Regions from separate parts of the Mus musculus genome. Here region 1 is linked to region 2. Evidence: chromatin loops called from intact Hi-C (ENCODE). Cell type or tissue: gastrocnemius. All regions are shown on one strand.

What was found. Hi-C counts contacts between places; a loop is a spot of excess contacts. Peaks named below come from ENCODE experiments on the same cell type or tissue, not always from the same donor. Only the 100,000 strongest peaks of a DNase experiment are listed, where the experiment ranks them.
Region 1: it touches region 2 in a loop (15-fold over the local background); 16 of 42 quality-filtered maps call a loop at or near these places.

Annotation. Positions count from the first base shown.
Region 1 is chr9:27,322,926-27,330,925 of GRCm38, reverse strand. It overlaps Igsf9b (immunoglobulin superfamily, member 9B), which reads right to left. Exons shown (of 20, transcript NM_001326702.1): 10 at 7,966-8,000; 11 at 7,567-7,717; 12 at 6,626-6,749; 13 at 3,905-4,080; 14 at 2,220-2,446; 15 at 1,303-1,387. Among named protein-coding and RNA genes, the nearest start is that of Igsf9b, 28 kb to the right of the region's middle. In gastrocnemius, a CTCF peak has its summit at 4,783; DNase peaks (open chromatin) are centred at 4,066, 4,792, 6,804, 7,361 and 3 more places.
Region 2 is chr9:27,101,358-27,109,357 of GRCm38, reverse strand. Jam3 (junction adhesion molecule 3) reads left to right here. Exons shown (of 9, transcript NM_023277.4): 2 at 2,944-3,009; 3 at 3,738-3,851; 4 at 7,342-7,494; 5 at 7,918-8,000. Among named protein-coding and RNA genes, the nearest start is that of Jam3, 50 kb to the left of the region's middle. In gastrocnemius, a CTCF peak has its summit at 3,058 (motif pointing left); a DNase peak (open chromatin) is centred at 3,040; H3K4me3 peaks cover 15 bases; H3K27ac peaks cover 2,912 bases.

The sequences.
Region 1 (8,000 bases), 220 kb before region 2:
GTGTACTGTACACACGGGGCAGTAGATCCATAAGCACCACTCTTAAAGGACATCAAAGAATAAGCCAATACATTGTGATATGGTTGGCCAGAGTTCAATGCCACATCGATAATGATAATGGATTAAAAAAATCCCTGTTACACTGATGGGACCACAGTCTCAGGGGAGTTAACTCCAGGGACTGCTGCTGCTGTAGCTCATTCAGCCATACAGGACTGCCTGAGTAGGCGAGCTTCCTTTACTCTTGGAAGTAAGCACAAGGCTACTGACTGAGAGCAGTTCATGGAACTGAGCGCACAAAACACCCAAGTTGTCTACTTTGGCTCTGGCTGGAATTTTTTTTTTCTATGTTCTTCCATCTCTCTGTGTCTCTTCCCTGGAGAGAAGCCAAGACAGAAGTAGCTGAGTTTTGCTGCCTATGGGAGACAACTTGATTTTACACAAACGCCCCAGGGTGCCTAACATATAAGACAAAAATCACACTCTCTTCTTCCCCGTGTGCCCTTGGCTCCTCTTCTCTCCTCCCCTCTGCCCACACCAATGATTCTGTAACTCCAAGAGGGTCCCTACAAGAGCTTTCTGGCCAAGACCCTCATGAACTGATCCCAGGGGTCTCAGAACATGCTGCACCCAAGGAAATGGTGCCTCGGCTGGCTTAGCAAGCAAGTGCATACGGAGGACACCACTCCCCTGGAGGGGGTCTCTGCTGGGTTTCAGGAACTCTGGAATGGAGAGAAGACTTGTGGAAATGGGACCAGTGCCAAGAAAAAGAAAGATAAATGGAGAAAATGCTAGGGAGTTGGCTTTATTTAGTCTGGGGGGGGAAAAAAATCTAGGGAGAGGAAGGAAGGAAGGAAAACAACACCAAACAACAATTTTCCAAATAAAACCCACATAATTACAAGGAAGCCTATAAGAGGCACCCAGCAAACACTTGTTGACCCTGCTACATCTCCCCTCTAATTCACGGCACCCACCCCATTCCACAGCACAGCTAGAGCGCAAACACAACATGTACCGCACCCAGCACACTCTCACAAGATCCAACAGATTTCCCACGTCGGCTATCTCACAGGCACATCAGACGCTCCACGGTGGGATCAAACATGACGCCTCACAGAAACATAGACCTGAGATGGTCTTCAGAAATGGTAGGGCAGACACACAAGGTTTCAACCAGACTCCTGCTTAAGCTTTCAGCCCAGCTTGTCCTCCCAGATTAGCTGGTTCACAAAGGGACTCTCGTGTGGCTCTAATGCTTGCTTTCTGGTTGCTGTTTGACGATCTTGGAACCCAAAGTACCTGTGCTGGAGACACCGGCGATGTTGCTGGGCTCGCTGATCAGATCCTGCATGACAGCCAAAACCCGGAATTCATACCAGGTATCCTACAAGCCAGGGACAATACCCAGTCAGCTGAGGGGCTGAGGACCACCACTGACCCTATATACGATGCCCACAGGGTACCCGGAGTACTGGTCCTAGGAAGTGTTTACTGGTGACTGCTCACATTGGGTGATGTTAGAGTGGACGTATTCCCACCGGTATTCAAGCTATGGGCTACAAGGTATGCACATGAAGCCACTGAGAAAGGCTGCAGAGAAAGATGCACAGTGAGCCCCCAAATTGCATCATGAAGCAATTCCAGCTGGCCATAAAAAGCATCTGGGAAAGGGGAGATGGAAGGATACATCAGATCTCTTCTAGCTATGAAGCAAGCTATTTTCTCTCTCAAGAAAAAGAGGTGCTCCTGCTTAAAAGATGTCCACCAGAAAGATGTCCACCAGAAAATAAGGAGGGGATGTGTTTTCTCCCAGGACTCTGAATTATTAAAACAAGAGTCCTTCTGGCCATCCTAGAAGACAACCTTTCTAGAGCCTCTTTAGTCTACCCTGACTGGAACCCAAGAAACTGGGGTCTTGAGTCTGATGATCCATGTGGCTTCTCCTTGCCTTACCCTAGCTAGTATTTGTATTTGAGGAAAACTACTGCCCCACCCCCCCACCCCATGCCATTAAGCTAGCTCTGGTCTAGAAACCAATTCCAGCCTTTAGTAGCTGACTAGGGAGAATCTAAACTTTGCAGATAAGCTAGGCATAGAGGCTTGACTCTATGCCCATGAAGTCAGTCTCTCAATATCAGTGCCTTTTCAAATTGTCATGACAAATTCCAGAAACAGGGAATAAGAGGCAAAAATAAATAATTAATTAAAGTTCCCACCTGTGACAGATCCTTGGCAAAAAAATCTCCGTCAGTGCCTGGAATGGCGTCATCCAGCATCTCCCAGCGCTCCCCAACTCGGAACTCCATGATATAGCGGTCGATGGGGAAGCTGTGGTTGGCAGGTGGGAGCCAGGACAGGAGCACACCCTGCTGGGTCCGGTTGGCTGTGAGGCACCTTGGTGGGGTCACCAGCACCAGGGGTTCTGGAGTTGTAACAGGGAATGCTAGGAGGAAAAGGGAGACAGAAGATGATGGTCACAGACTCCGACCCAATGTGGAAAGCAGAACCTAACAAGGAAAGAATTGTTTTTCAGAGTGGTGAGAGGGCGTCCCTCCAGCAGCCCTCATTGTCCTAGGAAAGAGAAGTCAGGGCCAGTGACCCAGAGCTCTGTGACTCTTTTCAGAATGAGACGATTGCACAATGGCTAAGCACCTCCTCAAAGGGGAGGAAGAGGCAGCTACCATGAGGAGTGAGAAGAATCTAGTGAAGGATACAGGCCATGTGCCCCAATAGCATCCCTGTCAGCAACATCCCTGATGCCCCATGAAGTTATGGAGCTGAAAACATCCTATCGGCCTTAAAAGAGGATGCACTGTAACATAGAACAGCATGTCCCTCGAACATCTAAGGTAACACTGGTATGACCATATCTGCAGCTCTGCCAGTCACATAAAATGCAGCTGTGTACAGTGCAGACTATATGGCGATGGTAACACCCAACCACGGTACAGGTTGTGTATCTGCTCCACTATATTTCTTTATGGCTAGAGCATACTCCAGCAAAAGAAAAGGTTTCTCATGAAAACAGCCCCCACCCTGCTCCAGCAGCATCGGCTCCATTGATCTAAAGCTCACGGTACTTCTTGGTTGCATCATTTTCTCATAACGCCACACCATCTACACAATGACCTCATTGCCTAATGACACACTTCTCAGGTGTGGTTTCCTCTGATGGTTTCCCCACTGTTGAGAGGCACATGACTGTATCTTTTGCTCTCATCCCAAGAACTGGTGAGATCTTCTCACAACACATGAGTCATACTTTTGATTCCATTTGGGGCCCTTGAGCTCAAAATGAGGCTGAGCCCAGACTTGGTGGTATACACCTTTAAACCCAACACTTGGGAGGCAGAGACAGGCAGATCTTTGCCAAGTTCAAGACCAGCTTTGGTCTACAAAGTAAATCCTAACCCAGGTGCAACTATTTGAATAGGTGAGATCCTAATCAGAGGAATGTTAAAGTTTGGGGTGGGCATTTTACATCTGCTGTCCACAGGGCAGAAAGGGGGCTGAAGTCACAACTTCCAGTTCACCTGAGAAGTGTCTGCTTGCCAAGGCTGTTCTTGGACCCCAGAAGACATGCAACTACAGGTAGATAGTGCAGAAAATTCCATGTCCCCTTGTAAAACTGCCAAACATTCATACATATCTCTGAGCCTGTCTGTTCCATCCAAGGATGCAAAAGGAATACAGCTAAAATGCCATCACGTGGGAGCAGGCAAACACTACAGGAGTACATGGCAAATCCTTACTGGGAAATAATAGGGACTACAACAAAGACCACTTGGTAAGGTGCTGGCACCCACTAAGCCCTAATGTTAGCTCCATCACTACATTCAGCTCTCTCTAGGTAAGATCTGCTAAGAAATAGCCCCCAATACACAGCAGCCCAGAGCCTCACCTAAAGTGTTCACAGTGACCACCTCACTGAAGGCGCTGGTTCCCAGCCTGTTCTGGGCCAGGACACTGAACTGGTATGCGGTCTCAGGCTCCAGGCTGTCTACCAGCAACCAGCTGGGGCCCGGTGGCACTGACAAGGACAGCCAGTCGTGGGGCCCAAACTGAGCCCGCTTCATCCTGGCCAAAAGAGAGAGAGAGAGAGGATGGGGGAGAAGGGGTGGGGTGGGTCACACTGGAGAGGACAGTATGCATGCAAGGTCTTCAAGGGAAAGGCAGGGAAAGTACAAGCATCCCCAGGTTCAGGGGCAGGAAGAGGGAGAGCCAAGGTGGGGTTACTTGCCCGGCTCTGGCTATGCCAACCTTCATGGCACTAGGGCACACCCCATTGTGGTACCTCCCCAGTGAAAAGGGTCCTCAGGTGTAAATCATGCTGTAGACACTGGTCAGTTACCATTTGCATTGTGAGAGAATCCCACTCCAAGTACTACTGTATAAATGGACTCTGTCTTGCTAGAATAGGGACACTGAACATGAGGATGGAAGCTGGGCAGTGTCGTGACTAGAGAAGGAACCCAGATGACATGGGCTGTCTGCCCTACCAGGGAGAGGCAGAAGTAGGGCCGAGAGTATCACAGGATGTTCCACTCAATCAGTCCAGTTTAGGTCATCTGAGGATATCCAAAGCATTTTTAAAAATTGACCAGATTTTTCCCCATGGCAGGAACAGGGCTCCTAATGCCTTGAAGGCTAGAAGTTGCAACCAAAGGGAAAGTTATAATGATGGAAGGTAAAGAATCTAGCGGTGAGGTTTTCCAGTCTAAAGCCACCCACTTCTTCAACTTCAATAGGAGTAAACCACCTGCTACAGGTGCAGTTCCAGATGATACCACAGGGAGGAGACATTGTCCTGGGCAACTGGACCGCACTATTTGTCCCTGAGCTGTACTCAACTGATACCCACAGGCTCCTCTCTAGGTTTTAAGATGCACTGCCACTACCCAATATGACCAATATGTGAGCTGAGGCAAAAGAAAGTGAAGAAGAGGAGGAAGAGGAAGAGAAGTAGGAGAAGAAGAGAAAGAGGAGGAAGAGGAGAAGTAGAAGAAGGAAAAGGAGAAGATGAGGAAGAAGAGGAGGAAGAGAAGGAAGAAGTAGAAAGAGAAGTAGAAGAAGAAGAGGAGGAAGAAGAGAAGGAAGAGGAGGAGGAAAAGGAAGAGGAGAAGTAGAAGAAGGAGGAGAAATACAAGAAGGAGAAGAGGAGGAGGAGGAAGAGGAGGAAGAAGAGAAGGAAGAAGAGGAAGAGGAGGAGGAGCAAGAGGAGAAGTAGAAGAAGAGGAGGAGGAAGAGAAGGAAGAGGAGGAGGAAGAGGAGAAGAGGAAGAGGAAGAGGAAGAGGAAGAAGAAGAAGAAGAAGAAGAAGAAGAAGAAGAAGAAGAAGAAGAAGAAGAAGCAGCAGAAGCAGAAGCAGAAGCAGAAGCAGAAGCAGAAGCAGAAGCAGAAGCAGAAGCAGAAGCAGAAGCAGAAGCAGAAGCAGAAGCAGAAGCAGAAGCAGCAAGAAACAAATGTCTGTATAAGCACAATGAACTAGAGCTATTCAGAAAGAAGGGAAGGCCTCTTCTAGCATGACAACTGCCCTTCCCTCCCAATGCAAGTGAGCAGAGTGTGAGATAAGCGATGCAGATGAGTGTCAGGCAGTGTAGGGCAATAGCAGAGGTCACTTCCTGACCCATGCATGCATCTTACAACGTCCCCCAGGCAGTGGGCATGGGACCCTTCCCCCATCCAGAGGAACACAGACAAGGCTTGGGAGGTTGTTCTGACTGTATCTCCCACTATCTAGGTACACTTTGCCCATAGAGAACTCAACACCCAGGAGTTGCATTCAGTCTGAGAACAGCCAGGGCAATGGAAGGCCCCTCGAACCCATGCTGCTGAAGGCTCTCTGAGGTCTACAGTCTGCTTGCTCCTCCTCCTCAGACTCAGAGAGAAGCAGGCTGAAGAAGAAGGAAATAAATGTGCATCTTCCTCACTTGGGGATGCTGTCTGTGGATCTGGAGGCTGCAGTTTCCAGCTCCAGACAGGAAGACACATCAGGAATGAAAAGCCTCCGGTGGTGAGAAGGCAGGGAGTGTGCCCTCAGCTTCTCTTCCTACCACTCTACGCCTTGGGTCCTCATCCTGTCCCTTACATTTGTGAGATCTACCTACCCTGAGTATCTGAAGTTACTGATCTGGTCAAAAGCAGACATGAAAACTGCATGCACAAGATCCTAGAGAGGAAATCCAGGTGGGGGAGGCAAAGGCCGGAGCGGGAGCACCTGGTCCCTAGGACCTCTGAGCAAGGAACAGAATTAAATGCTGGACCCTGCACTTGAGGTGCTAGTCACTACACTCTGAAGGTTAGGAACCTAGAAAAAGAATGTGGTGAGACACTGAGAGAAGCCAAAGGACGAGAGGAAGGGGGACAATTTCAGTACAAATCAGCATGCTAACCTCCAGGGCGTTAACACAGTATGCCCTGACTCCCTTACAGGCATTCCTGACATCCTTAAGAACTCAATCACTCTCTGGCCCACTTTGCCATCTGGAAAACTGACAAGTACAGATCCTAGGCTCCTTGGGCCCACCACCCACCCTAGGATAGCAAAGGATGGGGCAGATGGGATGACCTGCGTGGGGCAAGAGAGGGAGAAGCAGAGAGCAAAGCATGCGGGGCTGACTCACAGAGGTCCGTACCAAACTGAGAATGTCTGCTCGTAGCCTCCATCATAGCCCGGCTCCCAGGACACGTTGGCAGTTGTCATGGAGACATGGACCCGGACACTGCCTGGGGCATGGGGACTGGTGCCTGGAGAACAAGGAAGACAGCTCAGGCCAAACGGAGCCGAGCCTGTTGGCTAGGTCCCCGTCATCTCCTTGCAGAAGATCCAGGAGAGGACAAGGCATGGGGTACCGAGATGTATCACAGGAGGTGGCAGCAGAGAGGGCAGAGTCCCAGGCCCAACCTGGTCCTGATGCGGTCAGAGAAAAAATTCCATCCACTGCTTAGGCTAGTGTCGCCAGCAGGAACGGAACACGGGCCAGAGGAAAAACCAGAACCCTCCACATCCTGACTCCCACGCATCGCTGAGCTAAACAAACATTCCCTTGAGGTCCTGAGACAGCCATGGCTTAGGTATGAGGCCAGCCCCTACTAGGTATCAAGGATATGACTGGGCAAAATAGCTAGGAGCTCCCCTCATAGACTGTGAGTGACAAGGTGCAGACCATTTTATTCACAGCCTAAACTGGCAGTGTTGGCCTTGTATACATCTGTGGCTGACAAGCCCCAAAGGGACAGACTACAAGAAGGTAGGCTGACAATTCCTCAGTAATATGAACAAGGAGTACTAGTCACTTCCTCACACCCCAGGCTGTGGACACTGGCCTGAAGCCCAGGTAGCTCCATGCCTGGCTAAAGTGCCACACAGTCTGATTGTCACTCATTCTCCTCCTTCCAGTTCGCACATGTCTGACTTCCCCAGGACAGGACACGCATGGACCCTGACCCTCCCTGCCAGAGCCTCCTGAGGTCAAGGGGTTCAAGTTGTCATCCCTGGCACGACTGAGGAAAGACACGTGCAGACTGAGAAAAATCACCGCAGTCAGCCCACTCAAGCACATACCGATGACAGTGAGGTGGGTGCTGGCAGTGATGCTTGTGACCACATTGGTGGCAACACATTCCCACTCCCCGTGGTCCTCCTTACTCAGGGCACGAAACTGGAGACTCCCGCTGGGCAGTGCGTTGTGCTTGCTTCTGCTGGGCTTCCCTACCTTAGCCAAACAAGGAGCAGGGAAGAGGATGGGAACAGGGATTCAGTTTAAGGAACAAGCACTCACACTCAGGAGCCTAAGGAGGATGAAGATGTTGGGGCAACATCTGAGCCCATTGCCAACGCCCGCTGCTATCCACTAATGTTACCTCCCCTCCTAACATCTGGCCTGTCCACACTGGTCCAAGTAGAACCACCAATGGCTCTTCCTGCCTCCCCCACAGTGTAAGAGCTTCAAAGCCCAGGTACCTTCCTCCAGGTGATGACAGGGAAGGGGTCCCCTG
Region 2 (8,000 bases):
TTTTCTATAAGAAAATTAATAAAATAAATCATGAAGTAGGAATGATAAGTCCAAACTCCTGGGCTCGATTCTTGCCTGTGCTTGTTGCCAGTAGGCTCTGTCCCCTGCCTGGGAAGTGCATGCAGTAGTCTTTACTTGGAGAATATGGGAGGCTGAGTCAGTGCTGAGAATGTTGTTAGTCCCAGTGATGCTCAGAGGTGCAGTTCATTAGAATCCCAGCAGCACGGTGTGCCTCCTTGCCCTGCTCCATCGCCTGTCAAAGTACTGAGGGGTACAGGCTTTGCTGGGTCTTTTCTCTACCATAAGCATCACTTTGCAGGTAGGATAATTCCTTTAGCAGAATAGTCAGCTGATCTACAAGAAGCAAACCTTTGTAGTTTGTAGTTGGTGCCTGTCAAAATCATGCTGTCTGTAAGTTTAGGTCACATTTCTGGTCTGCTCTGCACACTCCTGACTGGCTGCTCATATGTGACATCTTACACTCTTTAACTGGTGGATTTTCATGTGACATTCCTTATCCTGACTACTGTTGCTTTCCCAGGGAAAGCACAAATTTGCCTTATGGGTATAAGATCCAGAAGGGTGGGGTGCTGGTAATTCTTGGAGCTAGCTTCTTAACCAGCGGATATGAACACTTGGAAATGACCTGAGGAACTCTGACCCTTCGTTTGCTTTGATGAGATATGCGGATGTCAACTTTTCTCTGCTTGCTCTCATTGTGCTACAAATAACCTGTGGTGGTGCATTGTAGGATGTCCTTGTGTGGGGACCATTTTAGCCTTTGGGAAGTAAGTAGCCAGATCACAGATAAGGGGTTTCCAGGTGTTTATTATCTCCTCCTAACTCTTGCTTTCGAGACAAGGTCTCACTTAGTAGCCCTAAATGGCCCTGAACTTACTATGTATCATAGTCTGGCCTCAAACTGAGTCACAGGCTTGCGCCACCACTCCTAGCCCCTCGCTTCTTTCTTTTTATTTATTATTTTAAAAATATTTTATTTTTGAAAACTCCATGCATTTATATAATGTTTTGATTGCGTCTCCACCTCCTCCCAATACCCCATCCCCTCCTACACTCTCCTTTGCAGCTTCTTGTCTTCCCTGTTGTTGTTGTTGTTGTTAATAACTAGTTACATTAGTGCTCTTCATATGCACATGAGTGACTGTGTGGACATCCAGTGTAATATGAGCAACCGATCAGCATCTGCATAGAAAGTTTGACTCTTTTTCGCTTAGAAGACTTCAGTTGCCATTACTTCCTCTGAAAGAAGTGGGGCCTTCCTTAGGCCCTCGCTCAGCCACATAGGCATTTGTTGACTGGCTTGATCTTGTGCTGGTTACCGGCACAATAGCAACCACGAACGCCGTGAGTCGATGAATGCAACAGCTACGGCACGTCCAGAAGTGAGCATTTCACATCTCTCCTCTCCATCCCGTTTGTTGTGTTCTTTCCGTCTTGTTTTGCAAAGTTCCCTGAGCTCTGGCTGGTGGGAAGTTGCAATGGATGATGCTTGCATAGCTGAGCACGGTTCATTCATTATACCTCGGAGCAGTTATGAGTCTGGGCTAACTGTGCACTTGGAAAGGAAGCTTCCCTGTCCAAGGTGGAGAGAAGCGCAGGTCTGTGCACAAAACCATCAATCTTCAGAAAGCAGTTTGACAGCAAAGCAACAGCTAGAGGATCCCCAAGCCAGAAGCTTTTGACCAACTTCCTAGTACCAGACATGAAATACTTCCCGTGGATTAGGGTTGCTCGCTAACAGTCACACCACTATTGCACCAGTGGCCATGCATTGCCAGCAGGTCAATATTGTAGCATGCAGTGTCCAGCACTGGGTCAGGCCATTGATGTCTTCTCTCTTTAGCAGCCTACACAGCACCTTCTGGCAACAGTGTAAGCTAGTTTCCTGGTCAGTTTGAGTTGATTTCTCGATATCCTGCATCTAAAGCCAATAGTATCTTTATCAATTTGGACTTACGTCAGGTTAGTGGACAACCAAGAGCAGTGGCAGTGGCCTGTCCTGGTTTTAGAGCCTCTGAGGCCTTTATGACCAACAACTCACAGGGACGTCTGCGTTAGATTGCAGTGGCAAGTGTGGGGGCGTGTTTTCTTGATTAATGATTGATGTGGGAGGGCCCAGCCTATTGTGGGTGGTGCCAGGTGGTCCTGAGGAAGCAGGCTGAGGAAGCCATGAGGAAGAAGCCGGTAAATATCATTCTTCCATGGCTTCTGCTTCTGGTCCTGCCTGAGGTTCCTGCCTTGACTTCCCTCAGTGATGGAGTGTGAAGAGTTGTAAGATAATATCAATCCTTTCTTCCCAAGTTGCTTTTAGTCATGGTGCATTATCAGCAATAGAAACCCAACCTAAGACACTAAGTGCCATTTAAAAATAAAATATAGGCTAGAGAGATAATTTGGTCAATAGGACGCTTGCCTTGAAAGCATTGAAGACCTTAGTTAGGTCTCTAGAGTTGTGTCAGATGGCAGGTATGGTGGCACACATCAGTCATCCAGTGCCGGTAGATCATTGAGGGTCACTGGCCAGACATTCAATCCTAATCCGGGATTCCAGACCGTGAGAGACCCTGTCTCAAACAACATGCCTGTGAAGCCTACCCAGGGTAGCTGTAGCAGAGAGGCTACACCGGGGCCCATTAGGATACACACAACAGTCACTCTGTTCAAAGCTTGCTGGGTCTTAGTTAGTGCTGTTCTTTGCTGCCATGAGTATTAATAATGGGTGTTTTTTTTTACTTTCAAAGCTCTTCCCTTAAGTTCTTCTAGAATATGAGAAACAAAGGAAATATCAACTATTGTTTACCCTGTGTTTTGTGATGGACATCCACGTTTACATGGAAGGAAAAGTTGTGGCCTCCACCCAGAGTTTCTTGCTGTTATGGGGCTGTCTGATTTTACTTTTTTTTTTTTTTTTTTTCCCTTTAGGCTGCATGATAGAGGCAGTGAATCTCAAATCCAGCAACCGAAACCCAGTGGTACATGAATTTGAAAGTAAGTACAGGAAACATGGAGAGGGATGGGGCCCCCTAGTGGACACTAGGTAGCTCTGCAGCCAACCCAGCACCTGTTCTATTGTGTTTATTGTATTGATATATTTATATATTTGTTTGTTTGAGATAGGATCTCACTGTGTAGCTCTGGCTGACATGGAATTCACTATAGAGACAAGGCTGGCCTGGAACTCACAGAGGTCTGTCTGTCTGTCTCTGCCTTCCAAGTGCTGGGATTAAAAGTGTGCACCACCACACCCTGTCTATTATCATCTAAAAAATATTTATTTGTGACTGTGAGCCTATGTACACAGGAGGATACTGCAGAGGTCAGAAGAGGGCCCCAGGTCTCTAGGAGATGGAGTATAGATAGTTGTGTGCTGGAAATTGAACTGCTAGCTGCAAGAGCAGTCAGTGCTCTTAGCCACTGAGCCGGCCCTCCAGCCCCTACTTCCCTGTATGGACTAGCCAAGAATGTTCAGGATGGCTGTTGTGTTGGGTAGACTAGCAACACACTCTGCAGGTTACATTGGCTGTCATCTGTTTCCTGCCTATCCTTGTATCTATACAACAAAGAAAGCTCATATAATAGATGCAGGTGTCTAAGGGAAGGTGTGCTCTCTGTAGTGAAATCCTTACTAATGTTTTCATTGGTTTTTCTGGCAGAAACTCATCTTGGAAAGTTTAAGCTTATAAGTTTAAGCTTATCTTTCTCTCATTGCTCTCCAGGTGTGGAATTGTCTTGCATCATTACGGACTCACAGACAAGTGACCCTAGGATTGAATGGAAGAAAATCCAAGATGGCCAAACCACATATGTGTATTTTGACAACAAGATTCAAGGTATGAGCCCACTGTCCTCTGCACTATTCCTATTTTGTCTGCAGGTTGTGGAATTTATTTACAGTAACATTTCCCCAGACTGCTAGCCTGTTCCTGTGGCTAGGACTGCTCTGACTTTCTGAGTTTATTGTTGGAGAAAATTTCAATTTTAGTATTGATATTTTGAGCCTGCCTGTACCTCTACAATGCAACTTCAACAAATCCCAGCTCCTTAGTAAGGACTTGGATCTCTGTACATATTGCTTGAGAAATCACAGCAAACCATTTCTTTAGCCATGTTGTTCTGGCCTACGACAGACATACTGTGAGGGGTGCCCAAAGGGATTATCACAGCAGTATCACACAGGATTGAGCTCCACTGTGTCCAGGGTCAGGCCTGGGGCCTCCCTACTCTGACCTGAAGCAGGACAGTATCTGGGGGCAGTAGTAACATAAGCTACCATAGGATGGCGAGGAGGACGAGGAGGGGACTGAGAGCCAGGCGTCAGGACGTAGGCTGCAGAGTGCTCAGGCAGTCTACAAGATAGCAAGCGCTGCATGGTGAGAGATGTAATGGCAGGAAAGAATGCTACATATGGACACATATGTGAGAGCTCAGCTTCTGAGAAGAGCTGTCACCAGAACCTGGCTGAGAGGGCGATGAGGAAGACGGGAAGTGCACGGGGTGTCTGGACAGCAGACACTACCCATCAGAGGTGCTAGGAGAAGCAACAGAGACTGGAGGTGATCACAGCTCCGAGCAGGGCCAGATCACATTGCCTTTGCAGAGTCTGGTGGGAGGGGTTGCTCACAATGGCTGAGCTGAGGTAGCGCCACTGGAAATGCAAGGGGAGAATTGCAAGGAGGACCAGCTGTGCTGAGGGATGGCAGGCGGAGTCGGATGTTACTTTCCATCTGGCAGCAAGGGAAGGCGAAAGAGGAGGTCCTGTGCAGGTACGTTCAGTTTTAGTGAAGTCGTGGGTATTGTGATCTGAGTTCTACAGGTTCCAGGAGTTGTTGCTCTTAAAAATAGTTTGTTGGCTTCAGCTGTAGCTCGGTGGTACAGTGCTTACCTAGCTAGCATTCATGAAACTCTGAATTCAGTTCCTAGGATTGAGGGGGTAAAACAAGGTCAAACCCCAACAACTTGCAAGGGCTGTATGTGTAGCTCAGTGGTAGCACCCTCTAGAGCTCCCAGCTGCAGGGAATCTGACACCCCCTGGCCTTCACAGGCCATGAACGCATGCGTGTGCTGTGTAGATAAAACGCTCCATACCAAGACTATAAATAAGGAAGTCTTTTAAAAAAGACTCACTTATTAAAACTATAAAAACCTAATGATTTTTTGGAGGGGAGGCTGAGGCTAGAGGGATGATGGAGTTAAGAGTGTCCTCTTGCAGAGGACTGAGCTCAGTTCCTCGTACCCACTCTAGCAGCCTGTAACTCCAGCTCCTCCATAGGCTGCAGGAGCTGGGCTCACACCCGCACTCAACTCATATAATAACAAACAGTAAAAATACATCTTTAAGAAAACTCTCATTTCCCTAGTGCTGGGGGTGGGTTTGGATGGGGTGGGCAGAGTGATAGACCACTGATCTGGTACGTATGAGGCCCTGAATTATCACTCACATCACTAACAATTACAACTTTCTCTTTGTAGACATCAGAGGTATTACTCTTAGCCATAGGAATGGTTACCATAAAGGACATGAACCAGAGAAGCAGGAGGGTGGAGGCGGGACTGGTACTGTGCCCAAGACATCTCCTGTTACTCCTCTTGTTACCCCTGTCACACTTGTTACTCCTGTCCCTCTTGAAGTGTAAAAGTTGGCTTTTATACTCACATAGAAATGGACCACCCTGTCAATCACAGAACGTTCCCGTAGCCCATGCCATGCAGAGTCAGGGCCCTCCCCTCCCCTCTTAGCAGCCCTTACCTACACACCTCTTAGGCTTTGCGTTTTCGGGAGACGTCATGTAAGGCTTCTTTCACTTAGCACAGGGCTTAGTTGTTCCCTTCTGTGGCGGGGTCCCTGGTCACTGTGTGGGCGCCATGCTGCTTTGAGCACGCATCAGGTGATGTTCAGATGCTGAGTTTACACTGGCTGTCATCAGTATTCTGCACTCATCTCTGTGTGAAGACCAAGTACACAACTACTGGGCCACATGGTGGCTACATGGTGAGTTTTTGAGACGGCTTTCCAAAGGAGCGTCACCATATATATATATTTATATATATATATATTTTTTTTTAAATTTTGTGTCTTTTGCCTGCATATGTCTGTGCACTGTATCTGCATGCTGAGTGTGCAGAGGTCAGAAGAGGGCATTGGCTCCCATGGAATTGGAGTTATGTATGGTTGTGAACCCACATAGGTTGCTGGGAACCAAACCTGGATCCTCTAAAAGCAGTAATTGACTTAATCACTGAGCAAGCCATGTGCCCAGCCCTGGCTTCTCCATTTACACTCACGCTTCGGTGCTTCCACCATAGTCACACACACACTTGTGATCATTTGACCTTTATTTTAATAGTCTTAGAGGGTATAAGGTATCCAAGTGGAGTTTCATCTCTCCATGTGCAAAGTGGGCAGTGTCTTGGGAGAAACCTGATCAACTGTTAGGTGCATTTCCACTGAGTTGTAGAGTCATACATTGCAGAGGCAAGTCCTTTTTCTGACGTGGCTTGCAGAGTCGTCCGTACCCCTGGTACAGACGGTGTAGATTGCTTTCTCGGCTGCTTACTTCCTTTAAAGCAGAGCCGCTGTTGACTTGATGGAATGTAGTATAACCCCCAGTTTTTGTGCTTGTGTCTTTGTTGTCGTATCTAAGGAACCATCACCGAAGCCACGGTCATGAAGATTATGCCTTCTGAGATGGCTCAGTGGATAGGGCACTGGCTGCTCTTGCAGAGGACCTGGGTTTGATTCCACAGACATCAGGCATATATCTGCTGTACAGACATACATGCAGGCAAAACACTCATCCATATAAAGGAAACAAATCTAAAAACTTTTGCTAATATTGCCCAGGCTGGCCTCCAGTTAACTGTGTTGCCTAGGCTAACCTCAAACTCCATTCCTATAAACTTATAGTGTTGCAAATAAATGCCCAGCTCTTGTTCAACTCTAGTGGGTATTTGTTGACTAGGGAGGCAGCCAGGGGTCAGCTTTCTTCTTTTTCATGTGGATAGCCACAACATCCTTTGTAGACTTTGTTTTGTAAATATTTATTTGGTTTTCCTTTCTTAACTTTTCCTTGAATTAATTTTCTCCTCCTGGGAATAATAAGGAGAAATAAGGTTCCTGGCTTTATCTTAACTACCAGATACTAGTTCTGATGCTCAGGTTGCACATGGGAAGAAGTCAGTGGCCTGGTCCCCATGAAGATCACGTCTTTCATACAGGGAGGGACAGGACAAACAGCACTGTACTGCAGTCTTCTTGCTCTGCCATCAAGTCCAGCCCCACAGTCTTCCAGTGTCTAGGATCTTGTGTCTTCTTTTTTATAGGAGACCTGGCAGGTCGCACAGATGTGTTTGGAAAAACTTCCCTGAGGATCTGGAATGTGACACGATCGGATTCAGCCATCTATCGCTGTGAGGTCGTTGCTCTAAATGACCGAAAAGAAGTTGATGAGATTACCATTGAGTTAATTGTGCAAGGTAGGCCCCATTAATGTGTAGCATCTCTACTGGCCAGCCCTATGAGTCAGCCCTTAGCTCTAGAATAAGAGACTAGCTCATATTTCGATTCATTCCTCCAGGGCTGTGTTCCTGGGGCTATCTGCAGTTTGGAAGGGGGGCCACTGAGGCTGTCTAGAGTTGGGCTGGGATGATGAGAACACGCATCTGCTGTGTTCCTTACCGGCCTCAGGGATCTGCCTTTGCAGCCTCCTTTTCAGCTTACTCCTGAAGGTGGAAGAACTGGAGACTGTGAGATTGGACACACGGGCTGGAATGAACTCAGAGTGAGCAGGGTGCAGGCAGTGGATGGGCTGTGGCCTTCGGAGCTGCTTTATTACGCTAGGTTTTGGTATGATGGGCTTGTGCTGAGATTTTAAACACCAACCCGTATTTTGCCTGCAGTGAAGCCAGTGACCCCTGTCTGCAGAATTCCAGCCGCTGTACCTGTAGGCAAGACGGCAACACTGCAGTGCCAAGAGAGCGAG